Linked DNA regions of Mus musculus: region 1 is linked to region 2. Evidence: chromatin loops called from intact Hi-C (ENCODE). Cell type or tissue: heart. All regions are shown on one strand. Links, peaks and the distances in the headings refer to the core of each region. The heading gives the core; the rest is flanking DNA. Region 1 holds the start of Mef2d (myocyte enhancer factor 2D). Region 2 overlaps Nes (nestin).

Region 1 (15,800 bases), core at 6,513-11,512, 160 kb after region 2:
GTTTGAATAATTAAACAGAGTGGACAGAAATAGCAGCCGGACAGTGAAGATGTGTTATTTTGGGGTTTTCTGGAACACAGGGCTCTTGGTGTCACCCAACCTCTATAGAGGGAGGAGCCAGCACAAAGACTGCTGGGAGATTCCTGTGGGGAAACCCACTGCACTCTTTGGGCTCCATGAGCTGGCTGTTAGGGCTGCTCTGAGCCAGAGGAGAGTCTCAGCTCTATTCATGCCTCCTCGTCAAGGATGAGTTGGTGCCTCTGCTAGCTGATCTCAGTTACTCCCAGGCAGGAAGTGCCCTCTGGTGTCTGTCAGGTCTTCAGCCTGGGAAAGGATGACAGAAATTGACAAGCAGGTCGATAAGCAGCTGCATGCAGGATGAACAAGGACTGGGTGGTCTGTGAGCACAAGAAGCCAGAATCAGGTGACAGGAGGCACTGTCCCCTCACCAGAGGCAGAAGGAGAGAAAGAGAAACGGCAGCTGGGACTGGAGTGGGGAATAGCAGTGGTGAGGCTACAAAGAAGAGAACGCCTAAGATGAGTTAGTGTCTGGCCAAGAAGTTCCTGCATTGGACACTGTATTATATGTCTGTAATTATACTCTAGGCTGAGGTTGGATTGCAGATTCAGGCTTCCTGGGCTACAGCATGAGATTGAGGGTTGTGAGTCCCCTGGCAGGAAGCAGGTGCAGTTGCCCATGTTTCGGGAGCAATTGGCTAGCTGAGGCACTTTTTAGCAACAGAGCTGAACCTCAGTCTCAAGGGTTAAAGTCTGACATGGGAGAAGCCAGGTCCTACACTCTTTCCCTCCAGATAATTTCAGTGTGAGAGAGTTCAGATTTGGGGGACACTAAAGTCATTAACATTTTGATTTTTTTATTCATGTAACAAGGTGTGTTGTTTTGTTTCAGATGGAATCTCGTGTAGCCCAGGAGGTTCATTATCATCATGACAGGGAGAGTGGCAGCAGGCAGCCATGGTGGAGGAAAAGTAGGTGAGACCTTACATCCAGATCTACAGGATTGAGAGGGAGAGAGAGGGAGAGAGAGAGAGAGAGAGAGGGAGAGAGAGAGAGAGAGAGAGAGAATGAGCAAGCAAGCTAGGAGTCTGGCGCCCTGGGCCTATTGAAGGCTTTTGAAACCTCAAAGCCCACCCCCAGTGACACATCTCCTCCAACAAAGCAACATCTACATCAACAAAGCCACACCTCCTAACCCTTCCCAAACACTTCCATTAACTGGGGACTCAAGCATTCAAACATAGGAGCCTATGTGGCCATTCTCATTCAAACCTCCACAATGACTGAATGCTTGATCTTTCTTCCATCCAATTCACCCATCCTTTCTCTCTCTCTCTCTCTCTCTCTCTCTCTCTCATCAGGGTTTCTCTGTGTAGCCCTGACTGTTCTGCTGTCCTGGAACAAGCTCTGTAGACCAGACTGGCCTTGCCTGCCTCTGCCTCCTTAGTTCAGAGGTGGCAGCATGAGAGGGGGGAGGGGATTAAAAGCTTGCTCTACTGGCCATTGCTATTTTGTCTCACCACTAGGGATTTCAGCCCTGTAGCAAGTGCATTTTAACATCTCTCTAGCCCCATGGCTTACTTTTTTTTTTTTTTTTATATGTGTGTGTATTTGTATGAGTTGTATGCCACACATGTATGGGTCTCTGAGGAGCAGGCTCTAGAATCCCCTGAAGATGGAGTTACAGATTGTTGTGCAGTGGGTTCCAGGTGCTAATCTTAAGTCTTCCTCCTAACCACTGAGCTTCCTCTCCTGCCCTCAACAAACATTAAAATATCTTTCTATACAGTTGCTTGTTTGTGTCTGAGTGTGTGTCTGTGTGTGTATACACACACCAAGCAGCACTCTTGGGAAGGTCAGAGGGATCAATTCTTTCCTTCTACAATATGGGACCTAGGGATGGAGCCTGGTTGGACCTGTTCCTGTACCCACTGAACAACCTAGTTCACTGTCAACAAGCATGTTTGTTTTGTTTTGTTTTGTTTTGTTTTCAAGACAGGGTTTCTCTGTATAGCCCTGGCTGTCCTGGAACTCACTTTGTAGACCAGGCTGGCCTAGAACCCAGAAATCCGCTTGCCTCTGCCTCCCAAGTGCTGGGATTAAAGGCGTGTGCCACCACGTCCGGCACAAACACGTTTTTAAAGCACTAGCAATAAGCCCCATTTGTGCTGAAAATAAATGTTATAGCCTTATTCTTCAGCTCATAGTTTAGTGGGGGAGAGGGGAGTTTTAGGACTTATCCTCATCCGACCTCTGAGAGTGCAGAGGGAGCCTCTGCACTCTCAGAGGTGGGATGGGGGGGGGGGGAACTGTCTGCAGGGGGACCAGGTAGAGTATATATAAAGTGAATTTAAAACAAAACAAAACAAAATAGGGCCGGGCGTGGTGGCACATGCCTTTAGTCCCAGCACTTGGGAGGCAGAGGCAGGCAAATTTCTGAGTTCCAGGCCAGCCTGGTCTACAGAGTGAGTTCCAGGACAGCCAGGGCTACACAGAGAAACCCTGTCTCAAAAAACCAAAAAAAAAAAAAAAAAAAAAATAGGGACTAGAGAAATGGCTCAGAGGTTGAGAGCACTGACTGCTCTTCTAGAGGTCCTGAGTTCAATTCCCAGCAACTTACGGTGGCTTACAATCATCTATAATGAGATCTGGTGCCTTCTTCTGGTATGCATAATACATAGTATTATGTACTGTACACATAATAAATAAATCTAAAATAACCAAACCAAACAAAACAAAATGTTTAAAAACCTAACTTCCCTCCCAATCAGGCTTTCATCCCAGGACTCCGGAGGCAGAGAGGATCAACAGCATAAGGCCAGGCTGTGCTGCCCAGGGAGAGTCTGTCCTAAGAAAGACTGAAATCCCCACAATCCTCTGCAGTACTCCTGTTTGCCCCAAGCAACTTTCCACGCATGGGGCTGGCAAGCTTGGTAAGCTGCATGTTGCTCTTCACACTCGCACTGCTGCATATGTGCACATACACTAACAATAACTACTTTTTAAAGGGCGTGTGAGATGACTTTCTGGGTAAAAGGTACTTGCAATCAAGCCAGATGACCTGAGTTTGAACTCCCACAGATTGTGTCCTCCGACCTCTACAGGTGAGCATGACACACCCTCACACACAGTAAGGCGCACGCCTTTAATCCCAGTACTTGGGAGGCAGAACTCAGTCGATTTCTGAGTTCAAGGCCAGCCTGCTCTACAGAGTGAGTTCCAGGACAGCCAGGGCTACACAGAGAAACCCTGTCTAGAAAAAAAAAAAAATTGCTTAGCTGGGCACTGCGGCATACGACATACACTTTAAAACTAGCACTCTGGGGCTGGTGAGATGGCTCAGCGGTTAAGAGCACCGACTGCTCTTCCAAAGGTCCAGAGTTCGGATCCCAGCAACCACATGGTGGCTCACAACCATCCCTAACAGGATCTGACGACCTCTTCTGGAGTGTCTGAAGACAGATGTAGTGTACTTACATATAATAAATAAATCTTAAAAAAAAAAAGCCTTTAAAAAAAAACCAAAAAAAAAAAAAAAAAAAAAAAGCACTCTGAAGGCAGAGGCAGGGGGATTTTCATGCCACAGGGCCACAGGATGAGACCCTGTCAAATAAACAAGTAAAAAGCACCACTGAAATTGCCCAATTCAATGCTCACAGCAAGTAACACTGTCCAAGGTCAGCCAGCTAATAACAGTCGAAGCTGGGATCTGGCTGCGCATGGCTCTAAGGGAAGAAGACAAGAGCTGCTCAGAAAATGCTGTATGTATTCCAAAAGCAAGATCACCTGAGCATGTGCTCTGTGAGCCTGACAGAAGTAGGAGAGGCTCTTGAAAAAGGTGAGCCTGCACAGGGCTCAACTCTCCCATCCACAAATACTTAACTGGGCGACTACTCTGTTCTTTACACTAGCTGGAGGCACAACACTTGTGGACAGACACACTGAATAAGGTGAGGGAAAAGACTGCACTCATGTGCTTGGAGACAAGGTCTCACTATGTAGCTGTCTGTCCGGCAACTCACTATATATACCAAGCTGGCCTGGAACTCAGAGTTCCACTAGTCCCTGTCTAACACTTCCACTCAGCTAAAGCGCATGCCTCCTTTGCCTTCAGACTGAACCTGCTCTTCCAGCTCCTGGGTTTCTTTCCCAAAGGCAAAGCCTGCTTTAGGATTCGCTCTCTTGAGCTGGAGATGCGGCACAGTGGTAGAATGTGTCCTTAGCATGTGTGAGGTTCAGGCCCTACAGGGGAAGAAGACAGGAAGGGAAAATAGGGGGAGAGAGAGAGAGAGAGAGGGAGAGAGAGAGAGAGAGCGCGCAAAGAAAGGATTTAAAAGGGGCTATGGCATGGAGGCTCTGCTGTAAAGAACCTTGCAGCCCCAAACTGCCCAATGATCTGAGTTTGAACCCTAGAACCCACAAGCTGGAGAGAACCAACTACAAGTTGTCTTCTGATCTCCACAAACACAATAGAAAGTAAAAATAAATAATTAATTTAAAAAATTAAAAAGCGCCACCGGGTGGCAGTGGCACTTACTTTTAACACCTGCAGAAGCTGGCAGATCTCTGAGTTCGAGGTCAGTCTGATCTAAAGAGTGAGTTTCCAGGACAACCAGGTCTACAAAGAGAAACCCTGTCTTGAAAAGCAAAAACAAATAAAAAGGAAAAGAATACACTCTCCTACCTCAGAAATTCTTTTTAAAAATATTTATTAGTATTGTATGGTGTGCAGGGGAGAGATGTTATGTGTGAAGCTCAGAGGATAACTCTGGGAAGTTGCTTCTCCGGCTGGTACCGAAGCACCTTTATCCGCTGAGCCACTTCGTCGGCCTTTTGCAGTCCTTCTGAATGTCTCTGCAATTCTTCCTGTTCCTATAGTTTCTAACACCCCACTTCGCTTTTCCTTTCTCCAGTAACAGGCCCTGAGCTACTGGCCCTTTAAGATTGCCTTCTTCCCCCACGTGCTGTCTGGTTGGGCTGGCGATGCTGACGCATGCTTGACGTCAATAGCAGCTGGTGGAGTTTGGGCACGAGGAGAGAAGTTGGGATGGGGGTTGGGGGGAGCGGAGCAAGAAGGCGATTCATTTGCATTTAAAGGGGCCTCTCTTGAGTTAATTCGCGCTTTACAGAAATACGTCCTGGGCAAACTTTCTGCCCTAGGCTGGGAATAGAGGCAAGAAAATGGCGTGATACAACTTAAGTCCAAGGCTATGAGTTTGGTATGTTCTTCCGCGGAAAAAGAGAAATAGTCCGTCGGTGCCCAAGCTGGGAGCACGTGACCCGGAGGGGGTGGAGGCAGAAGCTGGGGGTGGGGGGGAGACTACTGTAAGGTTGTGTTTGTCTGCCCCCACCCCCACATCCTGCCCACCCAACTGCAGCTGCCACCACATCCTGCCCAGCCGGGGGCAGGGAGCTCCTGTGGGGGGTACACGGACCCGAGACCGCTCTGGCACCATTCGCTGTCCCTCAGCTCCAGGGCCCTCTGCTCTTGTCCCCAGGTCTGGTCCCAAGGCACCCGGTTCTCAGCATAGGGTACTACTGTGCCACACGGACCTGGACAAGTTTCTGGCGGACTCTGCTACCCTTTACCCCAACTCTGGCTTGAAGTGGAGTTGTAGGACCCCCAGACTCAACCCCTGTCCTTATCTACCATGGTTATGAATGCAGAAATGAGGTATTCAGCAGAGTTTGCACAATTCTGACTCACAGGGCTGCGCGAATACATTTGCTAAGCGCGTTCCACGCCAGCTCTGCATCCCCGCAGGAACTCAGGAGCTGGTGAGGAATACCTTAGGAAATAAACAAACCCAGCAAGCTAGTGCGTCCAGAGGAGACAAGGGCGGAGTGGAGCGTCCCACCTTCCCGCGGAGAAAATACACGCCCACCTGCTGAGGGTCCGGTTCGCAAGCTTGGTGGCAGATGCGGGGAAGAATTGGGGGTCTTTGCGGTGATCATCCAAAAACTAAAGGAAGGATGACTCGGTGGTGGAGTCGCGGGTGGAGGTGGGGATTGAGAACTGTCCAGATGGCGCAGGGGAGGGGAAGGTGAGAGGAGGAGGATCTGCCAAGCAGCTCACCAGACTAGAGGGGAAGGCTAGAGCACTTTTCCTAGGTTGAGTAAGGACTGACTGCCAGGTAGAAGAGGGTGCTGAGAGGAACAGGGACCTTTCCAGTTCAGGTGAACTGGAGAAGCTTGAGAAGGGGTGGATAAAGGAGGATTAAGTTTTATTTGCCAGATAGCTTTGTGAAGATGCATGTGAGTTTACAGGGTGTTCTTTTTAGGATGTCGGTGGGTATCAAGGTTTTACAGCAGGGCTGGAAGGTGACTTTTCTTTAGAACAGATGGGCGAGATGACTGAGGCAGTAAAGCGCTTGCCATGCAAGCCTGGCCACGGAAGTTTGATCCTGAAACAAATGGAAAAGTGGAAGATCCACGCCGTAGAATTATCCTCCGACATCTAAATATGCAGCATGGTACGCTAACAGAATAAACTGATTAACAAGAAATGGTGCACAGCCAGAGGTAGGAGAGGAAGCACGAGACTCAGTCATTTGCCACCCAGAGGATTCTGGGATGGGAAATTCAAGGGCCAGAAGAAAAGAACTCAGAGTCACTTTCAGGAAGTCCAATTTTCATCTAACTTCCAACATTACCTTGGCCCTTTTCAGTCTTTCGTGGAAATCAAGACCTCTCCCAAGACGTTTTCACAGTCTGAGTTTTGTCCCACTTGTAGTTTTACTGCCCCCTATTCTGGTCTCCTGTGAGTTGTCAAGTCAGCAGTGAGTGTCCAGGGCCCCCACCTCCCTGAGCTCTCGGAGCTCTTCCTGCTAGTCTTTTAATATCTTCCCCAGGTGACTCACCTTCCTTCCTCATTCCTTTTTAAAGGACTCAACATTCCAGGTCTAAAGAGGGCCAGCCAACCAATCACAGCCATGGACGGCCAGCCTCATATTTGAGATTGGCTGGGATCATGGCTCGCTGGAAGCTCACCAAGTTAGTTAGGGAGAGGCTGGGGAGGGGGATTCTGGGAAAAAAATTTTCTTCTGGCCTTGGTTATGTTTTGAGAAACAAACTGAGTTAGGTTCTCTAGCTTGGAGAGCCTCCAAGGTTGAGGCAGGTTGAACACTCCTGAGGGCTTAGCTGTCCCGGGCCCATCCTGTTTTGTTTTCCTACAAGCTGGGACCCAATGGCCTGAAGGCTGTGTTCCCAGGCCTGTTCCTAAGACGTCTTTTCCAGCAGCCCTGAATCTCTCCAGTCTCAACATTCTGCTTTTCCCGACGTCGGGAAACAGCCGGAAAAATAAACACCCTGATGACTAAACGGTTTCTCCAGCTAGAGCCTGGGGAAGCACTAAAAATAGAGGCCACAAGTGAGGGGAGGTTCCCCACGGGGAGGGCACTTTCCCATTCTGCTCCCACCATAGCCACAAGCAGGAACAAGGCTGTGTTCTCCCAGGGCTTGGGGAAGGGCAGATGCCTTCACTCAAGTCTTGGGGGCAAACCAGACTGCTCAAGGAGTACTGGCAGCTCTGTGCCCCCACCCCCCATACTACTAGGAAAACTAAGGAGCAACATTTGGGGACCATGTGTGATCCTACATAAATCAGGCTTCTGGAAGGAGGGGCAAAGTGGAAGGGTTGAAAAGGGAGGCCGAGGGACTAGAAGCCTACGTGCTTCCTGTTTAAGGAGGTACATATATGCCTCCAAGCTCTTTGCAGAATAGTCCTATTGAACTGGCCCACTATGAGCCTTTTCTGAACTCACGCAGGCCCTAAAAGGGCTCATTTTCAGCTGAGCAGCCCGTGTGGGTCATACAGTGCAACACGAGGCACTGTACTAGTCTACTGGGAACTAAACTCACACCAAATTCACAAGTTATGTACCTGGCCTTACCACCTTCAGCTTACCCAAGAGGATGGAGAGTTAAGAGATGTGCTTTGCTCTTTTCAGAAATAGTGGAAAATTTTGAACCAAAACAGTCTGACTCCGAGATTATAAATTTTCTAACCCACCACTTGTCGCCTCTTCTCATCTCTCCCACAAGAAGCCAGAACAGGGACTTTGTTCAGTAAAGCAGACCCTAGCTTGTTGAAGAACCTCTTGCTTCTGTTTTGCTAAGGCTTTGAAGTCCACGCCAGACTCTGTCATTTCCTCAAGCTCCAGGTAGAGCCAGCCGAGGACTTGTTAGTGACAGGATGCGGACAGGAAGTCTGACGGGTTAAAGGTCCAGAAGCAATGGAGCGCACAATCTTGTTGTGAAGCACTTAAAAATTCACCACGCCCAGAGGCCGTCGGGGATTTTAAAAGATTTTTTTTTTTGAGAGAGTTATATTTCTTCAAGACAAGGCTTCTGGATGTTTCCTGTGAGGCAAGGGAGGTAGTGGTTGGGGTCCCGCCCCTTTAAATTGCCCCCTCCGTAGTTAAGTGCGCTGGGGCCCGCAGGCACTAAAAGATTAGATCACCCGAGAATTATGCACTGTAGCTTTAAATGTCTGGGCGTCAACCGAGCCGGGTCAGGGGAAAGGAGGGGACCTGTCACAGGTAGAGGGAGCAGCGGAGCTCCCCAGGTAACCACGAGATAAGAGAGCGCGATCTGGCTTCGGAGCTTTGTCACACAGTAAGTGTAGGAGCTGGGGCCTACCAACACTCTTATCTCCCCAGAACTTATTTACTTAGATCCCTGCCAACTCTGGAGCTGGGGTGCTGAGGTACCCGCAGCCTCGCTCTGTCCCGCAGGCGGAGGGATCTGGGCTCCACGCGCCGTGGTCGCGCGCCCCAAAGGGGTGGGGCGCAGGCCGCGGGCAGGGGGCGGGGTTGCGTCCCAGGCCTCCCTGCCAGGCCCCGCCCCCAGCCCTGCGGGGCCCTCCCATTGGCCCCCTGCTTGTCCATCACTCTCGTCTTTTCCCCCCCTCCCATCTCGCAAGCTAGGCTGCGCGGTGCCTACGTCGGCCTCGAGTCTGGGGCTGGAGGAGTTGCCTTTGGAGCCCGAAAGGAGGAAGGAAGCAAAATATCAACAACCGTCGAGGCGGCTTGGGCGCTCGGCTGCGTGCCTGCCGCCCGCCGCCGCCGCCCCCGCGCGCACCAGGGGGTCCCGGCCCTGTGGCGCCGCCCAGGCCGCGTGGACGCGGCGCCTTCGCTGTTTCCCGTCGGAGCTGCGGCTTCGCGTAACCGAGGATTCGGCGGACCGGGCCGAGGCTCCGGGCGCCGTGACACCCCGTCCCCCCCACGGGCTGGTGAGTCACGACGCGCGTCGGCCCCTTTAAGAACCCCTCCCCCACGCCGCGCGGCCGGGCTCAGGGTGGTCTGGAGCGCGAGGGGTGTACGGGCGCCCTGGCACGAGCGTCCCGGTCCGGGCGGGGCGACGGAGGCAGTGTTGGTGCTGGGGTGTCTGCTGTGACAGCCGCGCCTGGTACCCGAGCCCCCGTCGCCTCGCGCCTTGGCGGGCGCAACGCACGTGGCTCCGGCCGCGATTTCGCGCCCGTGGGGGCCCCCTTGGTCGGGCGTGTCAGCAACGCCGGCTGGAGAACCCCTGGACAGTAGTTTGCAGCTGTTAACACCTGGCAGGACCTCTCCAGGCCTTTCTCTTGGACGGTGCGGTGCGGGCCGAGTCAGTGCGAGTGGGGTTCGAGTGGTGAGGCTGGCCCAAGGGACTACTGTGCTCCCGGCCTCCCACCTCAGAGATGGGGCAGGGAGGCCTCCCAGAGATTCCATCGAGCCCTCGGGGTTCCCAGTGGCCCTGGACTACCCAGCTTGTCCTGAGTGCCAGTTCTGCCTACGACTGACCGGCACATTGGGGCCAGGCTAGGGGAGTACAGTGGGTGGATCCCGTTCCCTCCTGCCCTACCCGTGTGAGTTTCCTCCGAGGCCTGTTTGGCTGTGTGAGTGGTGGATCTTACCCCTCCCCCTAGCCCTCAGTGGGTCTGAGCTGCCTGACTGTGGGAAGTTTGCCGTCTGGGACGGTGACCTTGGGCTGCTCTGGCCGGATCTCGGAGAGGAGCCTACTGAGTGCGCTTGGCCTTGGGAGCTGTCCACCTTCTGTTCGTCTCCCTGTATCCGCGGTAGGTATCCGCCGAGGGGAGCATTGGCGAGTTACCTGACAGTGTTCTCAGACACCCAGCTTCTGGCCTCTGGCCACCGAGCCCCAGTGCTCAGCCTGGCTGTCCCAACTCCCATGGCCTTGCCTGTGAATGAATTTCCTTCCTGCGTCTTCCAGGATGGGGGTGGGGTGGGATGATTGTGGGAGTGGCTGAGAACCTTGTTATGTAGGGTGGTTGGGGAATTCTGGAGCTTCTGTAGAGCACTTTTCCCATATACCCCAGAAATGGACACTGAGGCTTTGGGATTTCAGTGGTCATGTTCTTTGTTTGTGACTGCTGTGCCCTTCATACATAGACCCTGTGTGTGACTGCTGCGTGTACTTTTAGGGAGTCAGGAGCTTTCATTCATTCCCATACTTACCAAAGTGGTAGAGCATTTTACTTAAGGTCACACTTCAGCTTTTGTATCAGACTTATGTCTTCCCTCTTTCTGCCATATATTTCATGTAGGGAGAGACTCTAAAGATTAAGAATAAAGACACAACAAGCCTTGCTCATGCAGGCGTGAGCCTAGAGAAGAAACAGGACCCAGACAGAAAGTATGGGAAGCCTCGTGTTGGGGGATGGGCACAGGGCTTGTGCTGCCTCTGCTAAGCCCAGTGGCTGGAACAGGGTGTGGGGGACTTGGACAGGAGGCAGGTGCAGGTTGCCCATCCCCCTCTGTGTGGTGATATGGGGCTGGAGGGCCCCAGCTCTCTGCTCTGGCTCTCTAGCTTCTAGTGCACCTCCTAGGCTGGGCGATGTGACAGGCTGGCTGGCTGCCGTTATATAATCTCTCTCCAGCAGGTTTTTTTCTTTCTTCTCCTGGTCTTCCTTGGTGGTGTGTTGAAAGGTAGAGGCAGTCTCTCCAGGTTGGGAGCTGGACCGGGGGATGGGTTTAAGTTCACTGAGGCCCTGCTCTGACCCTGCTCTGGAAAGGGGCCTATGCTGCAGCATCCTTGGCCCTTATGTCCTTGGCCTGGAGGTCTGTCCATCTTCCTAGCTTTATCTTCTGTGCCAACTGAGTTTCCTGTTCTCCATGGTTTTTCTGGCCTAGCACAGGTCCACACTAGAGTTGAGTTGGTAGGCTGGCTTTTTTCTTTGTTGCCTCCACTTCTCTGTCCCCTACCTAGACAATTGTGTGGCCTACAGAAGAGCTGCAGACAAGGGGGACACTATGAGTCACAAGTACAGTTGGTGTTGTCCAGGTTCCCTAATGGGGCTGATGATCTGAGGCAGGCCCAAAGCCATCGGCCAGGGTCAGATCTAGGGCTGTGGATCTGTGGTGGTGGGCTCTCCCCAAACCTTGAGACCTTGGCCAGGACACCTGGCCTGAGAAAATTATCTCCCTTTACAGGGAAGTGGGAAGGAGGAATGGTCGCATGCCGCACAGCCTCCGCATCGCTGTAATCACTGGTGGCTTTTATGGGGCCAGAGTCCAGCTAACCCTCTCTGTCCTCCTGTCCTAGTTTGGTGACTTACTCATTGGGGAGGGGGTGGCATTAGCTGCTAGAAGCTGTGCTATATAAGCAGACATCTGGCTGTGTGGTGGCTGACATTGTCTACACAGTTAAGAGAAGGCTGGATGGAGCCTGGATATCAGAACTTCCATTGAAACCAGGTTAGGGAAAAGATAGCTTTTAACTTGGCCAGGAAAAAGAGGGGAATCTCAGGCATTCTCCAGTGACTCTGCTAAAAAGGCTGTTGACCTTTGGCCTAGTGGGCCGGTGCTATTTGGCTCCTGGAATATTTTCTCATCTCTCCCTGCCTAGGACAAAACATATTCTGAGGAGTTGTCCTGGAGCTGTGAGAAGACTGACCTCTGAGCCCCCTCCCCAGAAATCCTGCTGAGGGGCTCCTGTGGGCTCCTGTGGGCTCAGCTGCACATGGCAGTCTGCAGCAGGTCATGGAACACATACGGGAAGGTGTGCAGTGCACCCTTGGGGTGCGACACCCACAGAGCAGCTGTTGCACTGTGGGGGGTGGGGTGGGGGCAGTGGTGGTAAAGATGATTAAAGGATTGGAGAGTGGGGGGTGGTGAGGGACTGGAGGCAGGAAGGCGAAAGGCTCACAGAACCCAGAGAGCCTGGGCTGGAAGCAGGGGCTGAGGTCAGAGCACAGATGGGCAGGCAGGGCCTGTCTGTGGAGAGCATGCTTTGTGAGTCAGGGAGCACTGGCCGACTTCCACCCTCCCTTGCTGCTCTGTTCCCTGGCTTGCCACTGCCCCCCACCCTGGTCTGAGTCCTTGGGTAAGTTGCCCCTTCTCCCACCTCAGCCTCAGTTTTCCAGGTGTGCAGGAGCTCCCTTTTGGTGGCATAGGCATCTGTGTTTGATGGTCCTTGCTGTTGTCTGGCTCCAGCTTCCATGAGGGAAGCTACTCCACTGCATTTTGGGGCAAATCCTAGGTTTAGGATTTCAAAGCATTCACATCTACCTTTGCTTTGTCCAGGCCAAGGCCACATGCCACCCCTATTCCGATTGCCAGTGGACAGAGTTGCAGTCCTGCTAGTATGGCATGGATTGAGGCAGCTGACTGTGGCTGACAGCCCCTTCTGAGTGGGATACTGAAGGGAGTGACCTGCCCCAAGCTCTGGCCTGTGGCAAACCACACCCAGGCGGGACCATATTTACTCATTTAAACTTACCCTCCCGGGAGGCCCTGAGCTTTAGGCTTGGTCACTGACCTTGGCTTGGTGCCCCTGGGTGTTCTGGGGCCACTCCCCTAGCATTGGGCAGACAACATGCCACAGGGAAGGCGTGTCCTGCCTGTCCCTAACTCGCCCCTCTAGCATCACCCATGCACAACCCAGTTTAAAACAGGGTGCATGGTTCAGACACAAAAATGAGGACTTTTGGGATCCCCAGATCTGGGGGGGGGTACCATTTGTTATCTCTGTGAAGATCCTAGGCTGGGTAGGGTTCTGTCTGCTACAGGTCTTTGGTATTGGGGAAACTGAGGCTGAAAGGCGAAGGAGTTATGTAATGAAAAGTCTATTGTGAGGCGTTGAGGGCTCTTGTCAAAAAGAGATCTGATGCCAGGAGGTGGTGATGCACGGTTTCAATCCCAGTCTTGAGGGGCAGAGGAAGGTGGATCTCTGAGTTTGAAGCCAGCCTTGTCTACAGAGAGAGTTCCAGGACAGCCAGGGCTACACAGAGAGAAAGAGAGAGAGGGAGAGGGAGAGTGAGAGGGAGGGAGGCAGGCAGGCAGGCAGGCAGAAAGAGAGGAAAGAAAGAAGGCATCTGAAGGAGCAGGAAGTCTAGGCTGGTACAGCACTCAGAGGTCGTGTGTGTCTCTCTCTGTGTGTGTGTGTGTGTGTGTGTGTGAGAGAGAGAGAGAGAGAGAGAGAGAGAGAGAGAGTTAGTTAGTTTGAGGGTGCATTGTTCTGACTCCTGAGACAGTAATTCCTTCAAGAGGCCCCAAAGCAAAGCCCTGGAGCAGGAGTCAGCGACACACAGAGGCCCCCAGACCAGCTGCTGGGGGCAGACAGGAAGGGGACTGAAGGTCTGAAGGGAGCAGGGAGGGTGGGGGGAGGACAGCCTTATCTCCCTCCAGCCTCTGCCTTTTCTAGAGAAGATGGGTTCAGTGAGAGTGTCACAGGTGCACCTTCCATCAGGATCTTTAGCCAAACCTAAGGTGTGGGGATAAAGAGTGGAAGGGGCTTGGAAGGGACCACCAGACCCTGGGATGACATGGCCGTCTCCTGTCCTTAAAACTTGCCCTGCAGACATCCTAGGTCCTAGGTCCTTTGCTATTCCTAGTGCTATCTTCCTCCCCCAGACTGGGGTTGAAGGCTGGATGAATAAAGACTAGACAAGAGGTTCAACAGGGTGGAGGTGGGGGCAGGTGGCAAGGGGAATAGACCTCTTTTCTGGGTTCTTCCTGTTCCAGTAGATGGAATGTGAAGTAGGGGCTCTGAGCAAGGGAGTTAGAGGGCTGACCTTGGTCCTACCTGCCTTCCTTCTCTGTCTTGTACTGTAGGCGAGGGTGATGCATCTTGAAGAGGGTGCTTCTTGCTCTGTCTCTCCCCTTGACATCTGGACCCCTTTCTTTTTGCCCCCACACCTGCCTGCCTGTTGGCAAACTCTTCTTGTATGGTCCCCATGGCAAGCCTTTGGCTAGGCGTGGGGTGGGGAACAGGTGTCCTGGCCCAGCTGTTCCTACTCTTCTCCTCCACCTGTCAGCCTGCAGTTGGGGGTGGGGAGCTAAGGCTAAAGGAAATCTTCACCTGTTCCCAGGGGTGGGCCTTGCTTGTAAAAGCCCCTGAGAGCTTCCCCTCAGAGGAAGGCCAATGCACAGACAACAGTCATTGCTGACAAAGTCAGAGGGTCCCTGCTGTGTTCTGACAAACAGTGAACCCTGTTTGATGAAGGTATGTTTTGATGAGAGTGTGTTTGCCCAAGGGTGCTCAGGGCCCATTGGGTTAGGCCCCATCCTCACCTAGTGTCTTTCCTGAAAGCAGTAAGCTAATCCTCATAAAAGCCACCTTGCCACCTTCTGCCTAGGGCTTAGAGACCAAGCCACTGCCCAAGGCTCCTTTAAACCCTTGGTACTCCTTGAGGTCACAATACCAGGAGGATTTGCCTTCCCTGATTGGATTGGCCTCTTTCTAGCCTGGCCTGTCTGAGTGCGGGTGGCCTTTCAGTCTGCACTGCCTCACATTCCCCCATGCCAGAAGCCCAGCAATTAGGGCTCAGCCCTTGGTCTGTTCCTAGATGCTTGAACAAAAAGTGGTCCTCCTAGGAGAGAGCTTTTCTAAGATTCCACATCCTGCTCTGTGGCCCAAGTCTTGCTCAGATTTCCCTGCTCTTCTCATTTCCATGGGAAGTCCTTCAACTCATCTAGCTAGCATCCACTTGTTGTACTAGCAGGCAGCCCTAAACCAGCCCTAATAGCATGCTCATCCCAACAACGCCTGTCAAGATGAACTGTCCTCAAGGCCCCAGCTGTGACTTTCACTTCTGTCTCCTGAGACCCCAGGGGGAAGTAGGGTAGGGAGGTGGAAGGTGACACACCAACGGTCCCAACTGCCCCACCTCTCCTCAACTAAGGCATCCAATGGCCAAGATCCCCCGTGTGCTTTTCTTGTTTAGATGGCTAAGGTGGGCCTAAGGTTGCCATGGCAGGATTGGCTATGAGAGAAGGGTAGTAGTTAGATAGGACTACTAGAAAAGACTTCCCAGAGTAGAGAGGCTTCGGGGCTTCCGTATGGAGGGTGTGGCTGTAACTGGACAGGTGGAGGTTAGGCTGACAAGTACTCAGGGGCTGGTTGTCTGCTAGCATCCATGGTAGGAGCAAGCACCGTCATGACTCCCATATGTCCTGGTCTTGGTTAGTTAGCTTCTGACAAGGTGAGCTTGAGGCCCAGAGTCTGCTATGAGTATAGGACCCAGCCTTTAAAGTCTTGTTTGAAATGTAGTGCTGCACTCAGTGGAGCAGGATAGGAGAGGCCTGCTGCTGCTGCCCCACCCTGAGACTACTGGCTGGACTATGTGCCTCTGATCCTTTCCCTAGACAGGAATGAAGGTCCCAAGGATGGGAGCTTCAGGCTACATCCCTGTGAATTGAGGGTTGCTTTCTGGAACAGAGGATGGAACCATTTCTGAGGTCTTGAGGGCCACTGGATGGCCTACACTCGGGAGTGGGAAGTTGAATTTGGAGGAATAAGGGTGGAGACACTATGCAAATGACCATGCAAATGAGCACCAG
Region 2 (15,800 bases), core at 6,197-11,196:
GTGGGTAGTTTGTGTCCAGCCTCTGTCTGTCAGAAGAGGTCCCGGCTGGAGTCCCACTGTTGAGGGCTGAGGATATCCCGCCAGAGTATGGGGCCAGGACAGGATGTCGCCCTTCTCCAGAATCCACTGGCAAAGAGGCAAGACCAGAGACAGATCTAGGAGAGGAGCTGGAGGGTAGAGTCCAGAGAAGGGAAGCCAGTGAGTGTCTAGGAAGGACTGAATGCACAAGGCAGGACACTATGAGGACGGAGGAAAGGCTATTTTGAGAACCAGATGTGCTCAGAGGCCATGAATGGAAACAAGGGACTAGCTCCGAATCCCTTGTGAACTGATTCCCCTCATCTCCTCCCATCAGCTGTGAACCTAAAGACCTCTGGCCTGAAGGAGGATTTGTGATCCTAAGATGAGGGCCTTCGCCCCAGTCAGTCTTCTGAGGCGAGGGGAAGGGTCCAGGCAGCTCTGAGGAATGTAAGCACTGGTGTTTGCGGTCTGAAAAGGATTTGGAGAAGGAGAGCTGAATTCATTTGCTTTTGTCTGTCACCAGCTCTGGGGGCCTAGGAGAGAGCCATCCCATGGGAACAGCCTGAGAATTCCCACTTCCCCTGAGGAGCCCCTCCTTCTCAGGCCCTCCAGATGGTAGTGTGGACAAAAGGCAATAATTAGCATGAGAATCGGCCTCCCTCTCCGAGGATGAGGTCATCGGCCTTGGCCTTGGGTGGGGAGGCGGAGACTGATCTGAGGAGTCTGATCGAAGTGTTAGCAATTCACTTGGCCCTGCTTCCGAATGTGGGAATCTGCGTGTGGGGTCTCCCTGAGTCTCAAATATGGGTTCACCAAGTATATATCTGTGGGTATATGACTGTGTGGCTTTCATACGACAATGGTCACAATAAAGAGTGATCCTGCAGTGGCAGGACATGCAACCTCAGCTGGGCCTGACCCCATCGCCTCCCCTCCCCCCCAGGACTCTGCTGGAGGCTGAGAACTCTCGCTTGCAGACACCTGGAAGAAGTTCCCAGGCTTCTCTTGGCTTTCCTGGTAAGAGGCGGAGCCAACTGCTCCTGGACGCTCTCCTTCCACATCTTCCCTAAGCAGCATCAGTCCAAGTCTTCACTCCCTGGTCCCCACAGTACTGATGTCCCCAGTCTAAGCAGTGGGGGTCGGATAAAATGGCTGAAATGAGGGCTGCTCTGGGTGAAGTCAGGACATACTTACAGTGTTTCTTTTCTTTTTTAAGATTTATTTATTTTATGTATATGAGTATACTATAGCTGTACAGATGGTTGTGAACCTTCGTGTGATTGTTGGGAATTGAATTTAGGACCTCTGCTGGCTCCAGTCTGCCCTGCTCGCTCAGTCCCTATGCACTCTGGCCCAAAGATTTATTTATTATTATAAATAAGTACACTGTTGCTGTCTTCAGACATACTAGAAGAAGGCGTGAGATCTCATTACGGGTGGTTGTGAGCCACCATATGGTTGCTGGGATTTGAACTCAGGACCTTCGGAAGAACAGTCAGTGCCCTTACCCGCTGAGCCATCTCGCCAGCCCACTTACAGTGTTTCTTACTCTGCTTTTCCAGACCCCAAGCTGAAGCTGCATTTCCTTGGGATACCAGAGGACCAGCACCTGGGATCTGTGCTCCCTGTCCTCAGCCCAACATCCTTCTCTTCCCCCTTGCCTAATACCCTTGAGACTCCTGTGACAGCCTTTCTGAAGACACAGGAATTCCTTAAGGCCAGAACCCCCACCTTGGCCAGCACTCCCATCCCACCTATGTCTGAGGCTCCCTATCCTAAAAATGCAGAGGTCAGAGCCCAGGATGTCCCCCATTCCCTGCTCCAGGGTGGGAGGCAACAGGCTCCAGAGCCTCTTTGGGCTGAGGCCACAGTGCCCAGTTCTACTGGTGTCCTCCCAGAGCTGGAGGAGCCTGGGGGCGAGCAGCCGGACCACTTCCCTGATGATCCAACCTCCTTAGCCCCACCCCTCAACCCTCACCACTCTATTTTAGAGGCTAAAGATAGAGAATCCAGTGAGTCTAGAGTTTCTAGCATATTCCAGGAAGAAGAAGGGCAAATCTGGGAACTTGTAAAGAAAGAAGCAGCCACAGAGGTAAAAGTAGAAAACAGCTTAGCACAGGAAATACAAGAAAGTGGTCTGGACACAGAAGAAATCCAGGATTCCCAGGGACCTTTGCAGATGGAAACCCTGGAGGCTCTAGGAGATGAGCCACTGATGTCTCTGAAAACCCAGAACCATGAGACCCCAGGAAAGGAGAATTGCAATTCATCTATAGAAGAGAACTCGGGGACAGTAAAAAGCCCAGAAAAAGAAAAACAAACACCACTGAAGTCTTTAGAAGAAAAGAATGTAGAGGCAGAGAAAACTCTAGAAAATGGGGTTCTTGAACTATCTAAACCTTTAGGAGAAGAAGAACCAAGAATGGAGGATCAAGAATTAATGTCTCCTGAACACACACTAGAGACAGTTTCATTTCTAGGAAAGGAAAATCAGGAAGTAGTGAGGTCTTCAGAAGAACAGAACTTAGAATCATTGATAACTTTTAAAGAGGAGAGCCAATACCCACTGGGAGGTCCAGAAGCCGAGGACCAGATGCTTGAAAGACTGGTAGAGAAAGAGGATCAGAGGTTCCCAAGGTCTCCAGAAGAAGACCAGCAGGCGTTTAGACCTCTGGAGAAAGAGAATCAGGAGCCACTAAGATTTGAAGAAGCAGAGGACCAGGTGCTTGAGAGACTGATAGAAAAGGAAAGGCAGGAGTCCCTGAAGTCTCCAGAAGAAGAGGACCAGCAGGCATTTAGACTTCTGGAGAAAGAGAATCAAGAACCACTAAGGTTTGAAGACGCAGAGGACCAGGTGCTTGAGAGACTGATAGAAAAGGAAAGACAGGAGTCCCTGAAGTCTCCAGAAGAAGAGGACCAGCAGGCATTTAGACTTCTGGAGAAAGAGAATCAAGAACCACTAAGGTTTGAAGAAGCAGAGGACCAGGTGCTTGAGAGACTGGTAGAAAAGGAAAGTCAGGAGTCCCTGAAGTCTCCAGAAGAGGAGGACCAGAGGACTGGGAAGCCTCTAGAAAAAGAAAATCAGGAATCTCTGAGGTCTCTTGATGAAAACCAGGAGACAATTGTACTGCTAGAAAGCAAGAACCAGAGGCCACTGAGATCTCTAGAAGTAGAAGAGGAGGAGCAGAGAATTGTGAAACCTCTAGAAAAAGTGAGCCAGGTCTCCCTCGAATCTCTCGAAAAAGAGAATGTGCAGTCACCAAGGTATCTGGAAGAAGATGACCACATGATTAAGAGCCTGCTAGAAGACAAGACTCATGAGATCCTGGGATCTCTTGAAGATAGAAATGGGGAGAACTTTATACCACCTGAAAATGAGACCCAGGGTTCATTGAGGCCTCCAGAAGAAGAGGACCAGAGGATTGTGAACCATCTAGAAAAAGAAAGCCAGGAGTTCCTGAGGTCTCCAGAAGCAGAGGAAGAAGAAGAGCAGGTGATGGTGAGATCTCTAGAAGGAGAGAACCACGACCCACTGAGCTCTGTGGTGAAAGAGGAGCAGATGGCTGAGAGCAAGCTAGAGAACGAGAGTCAGGACTCCAGGAAGTCTCTTGAAGATGAGAGCCAGGAGACCTTTGGGTCTCTGGAAAAAGAGAATCTAGAGTCCCTGAGGTCTCTAGCAGGACAGGACCAAGAGGAACAGAAACTCGAACAAGAGACCCAGCAGCCACTGAGGGCTGTAGAAGATGAGCAGATGACAGTGAACCCTCCAGAAAAGGTGGATCCAGAGTTACCAAAGCCTCTTAGAAATGACCAGGAAGTAGTCAGATCTCTTGACAAGGAGAATCAAGAGTCACTAGTGTCACTGAATGAAGGAGGTATGGAGACAGTGAAGTCTTCAGAAACAGAGAACATAGAATCACTGGAGACTGTGGGAGAGTGCCTGGGAAGAAGGAAGTCTGTAGATACTCAAGAGCCATTGTGGTCTACGGAAGTGACTAGTGAGACAATAGAACCTCTAGAAGATGAGACCCAAGAACCACTGGGGTGTGTGGATGAGAACCAAGAGGTGCTGACACCCCTTGAAAGGGAGAGTCAAGAACTGAGATCTCTGGGCAAGTGGAACCCAGAGACTGTGGAATCACCAGGAGGGGTGGAGGACAGTCAGCAGTGCCTGGAAGTGGAAGAGGGCCCGGAGAGGGAGCAGCACCAAGAGTCTCTGAGGTCTCTGGGAGAGGTGGAATGGGAGCTGCCTGGATCTGGAAGTCAACAGAGGTGGGAGGATGTGGTGGAGGATGGAGAAGGTCAGGAAGCATCCCTGGGGGCTACAGGAGTGGAAACTGAGGATAAGGCAGAGTTGCATCTGAGGGGCCAAGGTGGGGAGGAGAAAGCTGTAGAGGAGGGAGAGCTGCTGCAGGATGCTGTGGGGGAGGCCTGGAGTCTGGGGAGCTCGGAGCCCAAGGAGCAGAGGGTCCCTGCTGAGCCCCTCGATGACCTGGAGGGACAACCAGAGCAGACGGGAACCCTAGAGGTCCCAGTTGCTCAGGGAATGCCAGAGGCAACAGAGCAAGATGAGGACAGAGCCCAAGCAGGTGAACAAGACTCCGTAGAGGTGACCCTTGGGTTAGAGGCTGCCAGAGCTGGACTGGAACTCGAGCAGGAAGTGGTAGGGCTAGAGGACCCAAGGCATTTCGCCAGGGAGGAGGCCATTCACCCATCCCTGGGGGAGGAAAGTGTGAAGGCAAAGATAGATCAGGGCTTGGAAGAGCCTGGAAAGGAACCAAAAGAGGCAGGTGCTCTGGACTCAGGCATCCCTGAATTACCCAAGACTAGCAGTGAGACTCTGGAATGCAAGGGCTGGGAAGAGTCTGGGGAGGGCTGGGGAGAAGAGGAGGCCTCGCTGGAGACCTCAGACCATGAGGGCAGCCATGCCCCTCAGCCCAGGCCCCCTAAGACAGAGGAAGATGAGGGTCTACAGGCAGCGCTAACAGTCCCTGGTCCCAAGCTCCTGGAACCCTGTTCACCCATCCCGATCTTGACAGATGCCCATGAGCTGCAGCCCCAAGCTGAGGGGATCCAGGAGGCTGGGTGGCAGCCGGAAGCTGGGACTGAAGCACTGGGAAGAGTAGAAGATGAGCCAGAGTTTGGTCGTGGGGAGATTCCTGAGGGCCTCCAGGATTGGGAGGAGGGCAGAGAAGACAGTGAGGCAGATGAGTTAGGGGAAACTCTCCCTGACTCTACTCCCTTGGGCCTCTACCTGAAGTCTCCTGCCTCCCCAAAGTGGGAGCAAGCTGGAGAACAGAGGCTTTTCCCTCAAGGGGAGGCCAGGAAGGAAGGCTGGAGTCCTGCTGCCCTGGCTGCCCAGGGTCTCAGTGACCCACCAGAGGAAGAGCAGCAAGGCCATGACTCTGACCTCTCATCTGAGGAATTTGAGGACCTAGGGACTGAGGCCTCTCTTCTTCCAGGGGTTCCCAAAGAGGTGTCCGATCATCTGGGCCAAGAGCCCCCCGTACTGCAGCCTGCATGCTGGGATCAGGGTGGGGAGTCTGATGGGTTTGCTGATGAGGAAGAGAGTGGGGAAGAGGGAGAGGAAGAAGATGCTGATGAAGAAGAAGGAGCAGAGTCAGGGACTCAGTGGTGGGGGCCAGGGCCCTCTGGTGGAGGTGTCAAGGTCCAGGATGTCACCCAGAGAGGGGACCTGGAACATGAATCTGTGGGTGACAGTGGCCTCTGGGATGATGGCTTGAGTGGGGCTGCAGCTAATGTTCTTGTAACTGCCCTAGAGACGGTGTCTCAGGACAGTGCTGAGCCTTCCGGGTCAGAGGGGTCTGAGTCTGCTTCCTTGGAGGGGGAGGAAGGTCAAGCGATTGACCATTTAGATGCCCCCCAAGAGGTGACTAGCGTGGTCCCAGGGGCAGGAGACACCTTTGATATCAGTGGCCAGGGCCCCAACCTGGAGTCAGAGCAAGTGAATGGGAGGATGGAGAATGGACTAGAGCAGGCTGAGGGTCAGGTGGTTCTGCATGGGGACGAGGATCAAGGCATCCCTTTACAGGAACAGGGTACCCTCAAGGCCCCTTTAGTAGGGTCTCCTGTGCATCTAGGCCCAAGCCAGCCGCTGAAGTTCACTCTGAGTGGGGTAGATGGAGACTCCTGGTCCTCAGGGGAAGATTAGAAACTGCCCCTCTGGCACTGAGGACTTAGTGGGGGGTGGGGGGAATGTCCCTCCCTGCTCTGGGCCAGCACTCTTAGCTTTGATAACTTGACCTGTGGTATCTCTCGTGGAGAGGTGTGGCTGGCTGAGACAGGTGAGATCCTGCCTGGATCACCCTGAAGGCTCAGGTCAGCTGAGCCTATAGTTCAACGCCCCCTTTCTTCTGTGGCTCACCTGCTGGAAGAGGCTTGGGCCCAGAGCTTTCCCACGAGACTGCTCTGGCCAGAGCTTGCTAGCCCTGCCTGTCTACAGTAGCACCACCTGCACAGGGTCTGGTGCATGCCCAGAGGAGCAGCAATGATGAGTGACTCTCATCATCTCAGCCTGCTGAGATCTTGTTTCTCTCTTCCTCCCTTGAATAAAGCTGTATCCCTACCTACAATGTCTGGCTGCTTTCTTCTAGCCTTCAGGGACTCTTCTGACTGAGAAGCAATGGAGTGGAGAGGCTGGGAGAGGACGCATGAGCTAGGCCTGGGGGAGAGGAGGGGAAGGGGCCGCCTCTCAGGGAGGCCAGGTTGTCATCTCTCCCATAGCTCTGATTACAGGGCCCTCTCACTGAATGTCCTCCTACCTAGCCCCTCTGTGACTCCAGCATAATTAGCCCCCTGGCTCCCAAACCCAAACAGTTGTCTAGCCTGTGATGAGTGACTGGGCTGGAGTGGGGGCAGGGAGGAAAGAGGCCACGGCCAGCTTTAGCCTGGTCAACAGCCTCAGGTCAACAGTTTCTCTGAACCGCAAACCCAGCCCCACACAGAGGCAGCTTTGGGTGGCTGCCTGGGGCAGGGAGAACAGGAGGGGATTGGAGGAAGCCTCTGCTTTGGGCAACTGAGGCCTCCCATGGCACTGAAGCAGGAGAGAGGGAAGAAGTGTGGATAGCAGGGCCAGGAGAAGGTAAGAGAGCTGCCAGGTGCAGTGCGCTACATAATGCCGGAGTGACTCTGAACCAGGTCCCACAGTAGCCTTCTCTCCCGACATCTATGCAGTGTAGGGAGGTTCTAGAGGTTCCTGGATTTAGGTACCCACAGGCCTCAACATTTGGGTACCCAAAGAAAAACACCTCTTAGGTAAACACTGCTGGGAGGAAGACCAATGCTCAGACCCTCATTTAGATACTCTGAAGGGGAAGGGACTGGTTGCTCTCCACAGGGCCATCATAAGCGCCAAGCAGGCCCCTTTCCTTAGGACTAAGAGTTCCCAAGGAGGGTGGACAAGGGCTGTCTTGCCAGCTGGCACTGTGGGCTCCTCTGTGCACACCCTTCCTTCATACCCATGTTCTGGTTCCGGGGTCCATTTCATCCACACCCTTGCCCTGGGGTCCAGGATCCCGACTGTGCTTCTCCACCCTCCTGGAAGCCCTAGTCTCCATTCTCTCCTTCCTGTACTAACAACAAGGTCCTCCTGTCTACTTGCCAGCTAACAGGCAGACACCAGCATGTTGGCATCAGGCAGGCAAGGCCCGCCCCTCTAATAGGACAAGACATCCTCTGCCTTCTCTCTTCAGGCCTTTCAGTACCACTGCTTGGGTGGACACCAAGGACAGAGCTAAGCCAACTAGCCCTGCCTTGTACCGGATCCCCTTCCTGTCTCCTCACGAGCCTGTGGTCCTCTACAGTTATCCCAGCTGGCCACTGATGCTAATAACCCTATGACACAGGGGTTGGGATGTAAGTTAGACAGAAGGGTGGACTTCCCTAAGAGGATATACAGCAGGAGGTATGTATGCGTGGAAATGGCCCAGTGTCCAAGCAGCAAGAGACGTAAGATCTGGACAGTGTCAGGGACACCCTGGTTGTGACCCTCAGTGTGGTTGTTAGTCTACTGACTGTCCGTCCATACAGCGCAGCCTCTTCAGGACGCTGACAACTTGCAACACAGCTCTTTGTATAGGAACTCCTGAGCAAAGGCCACCAACTTGAAATGGTGTCTGGAGACAGATGCATGCTGGGTAGGAGTGCAGAGTAGGGCAGGCTACTCTGAGTGGCCTGTGGTGGGGTGAGGGGTGTTCCTAGGGTGTGTGTGTGTGGTGGGGGGAACCTAGAACACATGAGATCTAGGGCAGTGGAAGACAAAGCAGGCAGGGTGGTGGGAAGGAAGGAAGAAGCAGAGAAAGCCTTGGTGAGATTGCAGGAAGCCCTGGCAGAGGGGCAAAGTCCTCACCAGGAAGCCAGGAAGCCAGGAAGCATGGATTCTTCCTAAGAAAGATGAACTTCTGAAAGGTTTATGCACAGGTGTCACCGCCCTGTCCCCCCCTCCCCCCCAGTTCTGCTTCCTGAGAAGGGCTGAGCAGGGCCCAGCGGGAGCCTGCCAGTGGTGCAGGCAGAGGCCAAGGTGCAGGAGGGGACAGTAAGATGGGGGAATGACGTAAACTCTTGGCAGCTGTGTAGGAGACCGGACACAGGACAGGCATGTCCCAGGGCTGCATGCAAGCAACTGGATGTGCGGTGCCCTTTTCCAAGACAGAGAGGCAAGCAGAGGGCTGTGACAGCAGAGAGTATGCATGTGACTCAGGAGAGCAGGGGCAGGAGCTGGAATAGAGCAGAGCAGTATAGAGTGAGGAGAGGCCCACGGAGGCCCTGGGGACCCCCAGAAGGCTGACCATGTGGCCCAAGAGGGCAAAAACAGGGCCAAGGCCTCTCAGAAGGTTCCAGCACGATAGTGAGTGCTTCAGGGAAGCAAGGTCCGGTTGGTGCCTGGAAGCCCCCTGAGTGACAACTGTACATGCTTCTAAGGGTAGAGGACCCCCAGGAGTGAGGCGGGGGCAAGAGAGGAAATGATCCCCAACACACCCACGGTATGAGACAGTGGGAGGTTATTCTGGGGCCTCCTTCAGTAAATATAGCCTCTGAGCTAGTTGGAGTTGGGCGGAGAAGGGGGGCCCAGCGGAGGTGGCTTCCTCAGTTTGTTTGGGGCACTTCCTTATAAGGCTGAGCAGGCTGAGGCGCCTCCAAGGGTGAGGTCAGGGGCAGAGGCTCCCTCCTGCCCAGTCTGATGCTGTCCCTGTAGCTGCCAGAGTCCCAAAGGAAATCAAAGTCTAGGCTTTGTACTACAGCCAAAGGCGCAAGCCAAGCGTGGCCTCTTAAAGCACTCCCTCCCCCATCCTGCTTGGGACACCCATCCTGGGTGGGACTCTCTTGGGCCCCTTGATTCCTCAGAGCCTGGGTTTTCTACCTGTAAGGTCCTGGGTGAGGGGAATTCTTCCTAGAGACTCCAAACATTTCTCAGATGAATGACATCACCCTTGATCCCCTCCTCAGCGCTCAGCCACCGGGGTGGGGGTGGGGAAACCAACCCGGGATTCATTCATTGTCTGAAAGAAAATCCCCCCTCTCCATTCTTGTGCTGCCCACACTCCACACCCCAGCCTCGCCCTGGGATGCCAGCTGTTGCCACTTGACCCATGCTGATGCAGCTGCTGTCAACCCTGCCAGCCTCTCTGGTGGGGGGACGAAGGAATGTAGTTTCATTTCGTCTGGAATGTGCTATCTGTACTACCGGTAGAAGGGGAGCCCACCCAGCCCAGAAAACCAGAGAAGACTCTGGCCGTAGGGATAGGCCCCAAGTTTCTATTGTATGCCGTCCCACCCCATCTGTGTGTGTGGGGGGGGGCAGGGAGAGGGCTAAATTCTAGGGTGGGCTCAACAGCAGGAAGGCTGGAAGTTAGCGGTGAGTCCTCCTGAGAGGAGGGAGAAGAGCCTGAACTACCCTGGTTCAGGTAGTGAAGAAAGGTTGCCAGCAGCTGTCTCTGAGCCCAGGAGCCACCTTAGGACCACACTAGAGCATGAAGCTGCCATAGAGCTGTGGGCACCGCTTGGTTCAGGGGCAGAGGAGCCGAGGCGTGAAGCCTCCAGCAGTTTGCTTTGGTACGCAAAGGAACCAGTGCTTCTTCTTCTAGCTTCCCCTGCTTTCTCCACCCTGAACCCTCTCACACCACCTCCTAACTCAACATCTGCCAGCAGGTCAGGAATAGTAAACCTGCCTCTAGCCTCAGCCCTCTCCAGCCCTGGTGCCCAGGGGCTCCTCCTGCCACCCCATAATCTAACGACCATTCTGTATGCCCTATCCCAAAAGGATGGGGCCCAGTTGTCTGAACCCCAGGTCCTGGCACTTCTTCTTCCCTTTCAGAGTCCCCTTTAATCATGGACCTCCCTCCTCACCCTTACAACTCAGCTGCGGTTCCATAAATAAACTGAGGCAGGTGCCAGGAGGCCTCTGTCGAGGAACCCCCACCCTGCAGCTGTGGGATCAGCTGCTCACAATCTGTTGGCCTTAGGCCCCAAAGGGGTGCCTCCTCAGGAGACTTTGGCTAGCTCTGAAATCCCCCTGATTTCTCTGGGGCCCTGTGTTCCCACTAATGGACCTCACTCAGCACAAAATGATCCCTTTGACTTTCCCTTCTCTTGCCTCTCTCCCCTCCCACCAGGCATCCAGAATGGCTCTGCCTCTCCAGGATGGCTATGAGTTCCAGACACCTTAGAGGGAACTTCAGCTGACTCTAATGGGGGAAACTGAGGCACAGAGTAACATATCTTAGTCAATAATGTAGTGTCTCCAGATGCCTCTTGGGGTCAGCAGAACATGGGCCAGGGAGCTTTGGGCTGTCTTTCATTGAGTATTGTCTTAGTCAGGGTTTCTATTCCTGCACAAACATCATGACCACGAAGCAAGTTGGGGAGGAAAGGGTTTATTCAGCTCACACTTCCACACTGCTGTTTATCACCAAGGAAGTCAGGACTGGAACTCAAGCAGGTCAGGAAACAGGAGCTGATGCAGAGGCCATGGAGGAGTGTTACTTACTGGCTTGCTTCCCATGGCTTGCTCAGCTTGCTTTCTTATAGAACCCAGGACTACCAGCCCAGAGATGGCACCACCCACAAGGGGATCTCCCCCCTTGATCACTACTTGAGAAAATGCCTTACAGCTGGATCTCGTGGAGGCATTTCCCCAACTGAAGCTCCTTTCTCTGTGATAACTCCAGCTTGTGTCAAGTTGACACACAAAACCAGCCAGTACAAGTATTAAATATGAGTAGTATTTAATTCCAGTCTTAAGTGGTCAGAAGCCTTCTCTCTGTTAACAATCCACTTAAACACCAAGGCATCTGGGTAGCCTGAGACTCAGGGTCCACCCACTTAGCCTATCACTTGAGCCACTGGCCCAGTGGGAGAGCATTCACATCCTATCTGCCTCTTTCCTAGCCTTTCCTCATTTTCTGTCCATGAACTTTTCAGTTCTTCTGCCCAGGAGGAAGCTAGCTATTTTTGCAGCAAGCCAAATAGAAGGCAGACATCAGGAAGGACCTCCGTTTGGGAAAGGGAGAGCCAGTTGCATCAGGCTCTGAGAGAGGGGGCACCTACGCAGGCACTCTGGTCAGGATCTGACTACAGAGCCTGAAAAAGATCTCTGACAAGGAGGTGAATTTTTAGAAGTCTTCGGGAACTGCTAAGTCACTGTGGACACTAGGACAATGGGACCCTTTCTCTCTCCACGCAGGAGTCAGGCCGACAGACAGGGCCTCCCGGCTGGGACAAAGGCCCCAAGTGAAGTCAGGCAGTGTTGTGGGAGGCAAGGGTATGGTGAAGAACTGGGAGGTGGAATGTGTCAGAGCATCCAGAGGCAGCAGGAACCTGGCAGAAGGCCAAATCACAGGCTCCTAAGCGCCGTGCCCCCTGGGCAACGCTCAAGCTGCTACCTATTGCCCTGGGTGGGTCTCTCTTTTCCAATACCTCTTAAATCCGGGGAACAAGACATCCTGATGGGGACCCCACTCAACTCATATGTGGAGGAGGCTGAGAGTCAGGGCACACAGTCAGGGTCCCAACAGTGACAGCTGGCAGCCGTGGCCGAGGTGTGGCCCTACTCCAAGTCTCCAAAGAGGTGTGCTGGTGCTCTATGTGTGACTCCCGAGGCACTGGCTAGCTACTGTCCATTCAGGGCACTGCTGAGTTATTCCAGGACACCCCCTTCCCTCTTCCTCCCCTCCCCCCCCCCCTTCCCCAGGAAGCTCAACAAGCCAGGAGGAGGTTTCCTGTTTGCTGCCCTGCCAGAGAGGCCCAGCAGGTGAGGGAGGACTCTGATTCTAGTCTCCCATCCACTTCTGGGACTCTCCTTACCCACAGAACAGAGAAGATGGTGGACCTGTGCCAAGTGGGAGGTTTGATGATGAAAATCTTGGAGAAAGGGCCGGGAATCCCAGTTTGCCACAAATTCACCATGCTACATAGAAATCATCCACCCACCGTGCTCCACCCACCGTGAGTTCTGAACCCAAAAGACAGACTCTGGCTCTTCTCTAGCCTGCTCCTTTTCGGGATCCATCATCCTGGGTCTTCATCCACTTACAGTTCCAGCTAAATGCCCCGACAACCCCCAGAACGCATTGAATGGGCAACTATGAGCCGATACAGGATAAAGCAGGGTCCACTCTTCCCTGTAGATCCTTAAGAACCAGTTTGTACTCTCTGCTTATTCTGGGTTGGCTGTGTGGGCAGGCAGATGAGCCCCGGGGCTGGAGGAAGGAGGATGATGATGGAGGTGGTGAGGTCTGAGAAATCCGTGCTTTCTTAGGGAAGAAGGGCCAGCAGAGTCTCAGGTCCTCAGCGCTACCTTCCCAAGCCTCTGTCTGGGACTCAGTGTCTTTTGCCATTTGTTTTTGTTCTTGTCGCCTGGCTTTTAGAAAAGGACTAAGAATGGCCAGGTGGGTTAATGGGTATAAGGCATGCGTCCTCGTGGCCCTCAATGCTGATTGAACCAGGTGTGAGGATATGCAGCCATCATTTGCCTTCCCTCAGGATGGGACTCCAGCCAATTAAAGGAGCTCTGGCTGGTTCAGGCACTGGTCATCCACTTCCTAGCTTGCGGTGACCTCATCGCTTCAGCCTCCGCTGACTCAGCCGAGACCAGCCCAGTCTTGTCAGCCGGAAGTCCTGCATTCCCCCCCGCACAACTTTCTGCCCCGCACGCCTACCAGGTCTGCCCCGCAAGTCAGAAAGACCGCGACTCCCCCTGGTGGCCTCCTGGCTCCTCTCTGGTCCGGATCTACTTCGCCCTCTAGAGCTACATAACTGTATCTGCAGCGCCCTCTACTGGTCACAGCCTGTGAGCCCCTTGGCGTGGCGGAGGACCCCTTAGCTTGTTTTTAATATCCTCTGCCTCCTTCTCTGTTTGTCGCTGCCCAACCTTCCCTTCAGCACTGCAGGAACGGAGGCACTCTCAGGAGCTCAAAATGAGGCCACCAGGGGTCCCCCTCTCCCCAGACCCAATTCTTCATTCGGTTGGTGATCTGATGCAGGCAGTGGTGAATCCTCGCCGGCTAGGCAACCATTTTACGCCAGGCATTGCTCTATTCTTCAAGTTCTTGGTGATTTTTCTGACCTTTTGCAAGGTAATAATCGCAGCGGGACCTACCTTTGGAGGGTCTGCCTAACACTGTCTGAATGTCCACATGTACACAGAAGCATCAAACTTTGGGTTCAGACAACTTTATTTCCACCTGGTTTTGCTGGTACTCCATCCTAAAAACTCTTTGAAAATCAAGAACGAATAGCACAGTGTCCCCTAACGAAATCGAGGGACAAGGAGGCAGCTGACATGAGAGGGCAGTTGAGGCACTTAGGGACTTACCGGGTAAAACCTGAGGCCCTTGTGTGAGGGGGCGGAGCCACCCAAGTGTTTCCCAGAAACCCCTTCGAGCGCTGTCCTCTGAATTTCAGTCCCACCCCTCTCACGTCACCCCCTATCATGGGGAAGAGCACTGGCAGTTGATGTGAGAGGGTCCTGCTGGGGGCAGCAGTCTTCCAGGCTCCCTAGAGACTGGAGGGCGGTGTCAACGGTGCCTTCCTGTGCCTCGAGAGCTGTCCCCGTGGTCCTTCTGGGGCGTCCATGGAGCGCAGAGCACGGCCCTATGGAAGACAAACACACCCATCCTCTGCACGGCGCTCCTCCTTAATAACCTGGGTCATTGCTGCTTAACCCCTGCCCTTTTCAAAATACTTGCTCTGCCCTTAGGAGCCCAAGTGTGGTTGCAGGTTCTCAGCCATCTGCACCCACGAGGTCTCCAGAGCTCCAGCCTATTTCCTTCTCTTAGCCTCAGCGAGAGGCAGTGGTCACTCCAAGCTCAGTCAGTGAATGGCAGGCATAATGGGTCTTTGAGCCTAGGGCTGCCAAGTAGCTGGTGCCCCCTACCTGTTTCCTCCTGTCACTTACAGGCCTCCGGGGTACACAGGAAATCTGAGGGGCCTCCCAAAGCCCATTCTCCTGGCAGCGGATCAACGGCAGGTTGCGCTGAGCCAGCCCGTCTCGGCATCGATATCGAAGCACAGTATCCACCGCGTAGCGCAGCCGAGGGCGACCAAATATTTGAGCCAGGGGTAGCTGTGGTGGAGGCCCACAGGACACTGCAAGGGGTACACATTTAGAAGCTGGGAGCCTGGCTTTGTGGATGATGGCTCCCAGAAACTTGACGGGGAGGAAAGGCATGGCCACAGTTGACCAAAAAAAAAGGGGGTCAGTGTGGTGTGTCAACCCCCCCACAGTCTGGGGTACACCCTGACAGGCTCTTCTGGGTAGCTTTGCTCTCCTCTCACTCGTGGCAGTCCCGGCCACCCTTTCCCTCGGCAGCCCTCACCAAGCCCCATCTTGCAGGTGTAGGATAGATGGTAGTTGCAGGGCACATCACTCCACTGTCCCTGGTCATGCCACACCATGACCACACAGTTCTCCCCAGACAGGAAGTAGCTGTCAGGCTGCCCAGGGTTCCAGTTTTCATAGAGCTGGGAAGGGGGAGTGGAGGAGGTGGTGAGACGCTTGAACCCCATAAGTACCAGGGGAAATGCCCCCAGAAAACTGGAGGGAGGACTTGGGGGGTATCCCAGGATATGGAGGGGCAGGGACTGGTGACTGGGACAGGCAGGGAGGGGGAATAAGAGAACAGGGGCTCTCCAGGAAGGAGACAAGAGCCAGAGAGGAGAAGCATGCGGAAAGAAAGGGTCCAGGGGAAAGGGGAACGAAACAGCCAGAAAGGGAGGAAGAGGCAGTGACGGTTACTGAGGGCAGAAAGGCCCAAGAAGTGACCTAGACTACAGTGCAGTGACAGTCCTCACCAGAGGGGCACCATCTGACCACAAGAAGTCACCCTCGATGGTCCTGTCATTGAGCCCAATCCACTGGTACTCCCGGTATCGATCTAGAGAGAAAAGCCAGAGGTGCAGTGAGCAGGAAGCCCAGTATTTCTGGGCCAGTGATGACCTGTTGGGGAGTCCATCCAAAAACCTCCCCAAATCTTGCTGGTTTGTGGCTGTTGGCTCAGACCTAGCCTCTTCTGCTGGGAAAGCAGCCAAAGATGGACGGCGTTCACCCACCTTTTCTGTCTTTCTCCCCCCCCCCCCCCCAGGGAAGACAATCAGATTTGCTATCATAAAGGCTCTCCCTAAATTCTCTTCTTTTGAAAGCTTTGAATTTTTGTTGTATGTATTTCACATACATTTGTGTCTGTGCACCACTTGTGTGCATCGTCCTCAGAGGCCAGAAGGCATCAGAGGGGCAACCCGGAACGGGAATTACAGATGGTTGT

The links. Hi-C counts contacts between places; a loop is a spot of excess contacts. Peaks named below come from ENCODE experiments on the same cell type or tissue, not always from the same donor. Only the 100,000 strongest peaks of a DNase experiment are listed, where the experiment ranks them.
Region 1: it touches region 2 in a loop (2.8-fold over the local background); 2 of 42 quality-filtered maps call a loop at or near these places.

Annotation. Positions count from the first base shown.
Region 1 is chr3:88,133,425-88,149,224 of GRCm38, forward strand. Mef2d (myocyte enhancer factor 2D) reads left to right here and starts at 8,948. Exons shown (of 12, transcript NM_001310587.1): 1 at 8,948-9,250. In heart, for the core only: a CTCF peak has its summit at 8,586; DNase peaks (open chromatin) are centred at 7,167, 7,307, 8,907, 10,127 and 4 weaker places; H3K4me3 peaks cover 5,000 bases; H3K27ac peaks cover 5,000 bases.
Region 2 is chr3:87,973,838-87,989,637 of GRCm38, forward strand. Nes (nestin) reads left to right here. Exons shown (of 4, transcript NM_016701.3): 3 at 965-1,038; 4 at 1,584-6,614. The coding sequence ends at 6,193. Bcan (brevican) reads right to left here. Exons shown (of 14, transcript NM_007529.2): 11 at 15,331-15,413; 12 at 14,856-15,000; 13 at 14,435-14,625; 14 at 13,694-14,130. The coding sequence ends at 14,035. Among named protein-coding and RNA genes, the nearest start is that of Nes, 11 kb to the left of the region's middle. In heart, for the core only: no CTCF peak of the experiment used is centred there; DNase peaks (open chromatin) are centred at 7,694, 8,604, 9,194 and 9,574; H3K4me3 peaks cover 1,668 bases; H3K27ac peaks cover 4,670 bases.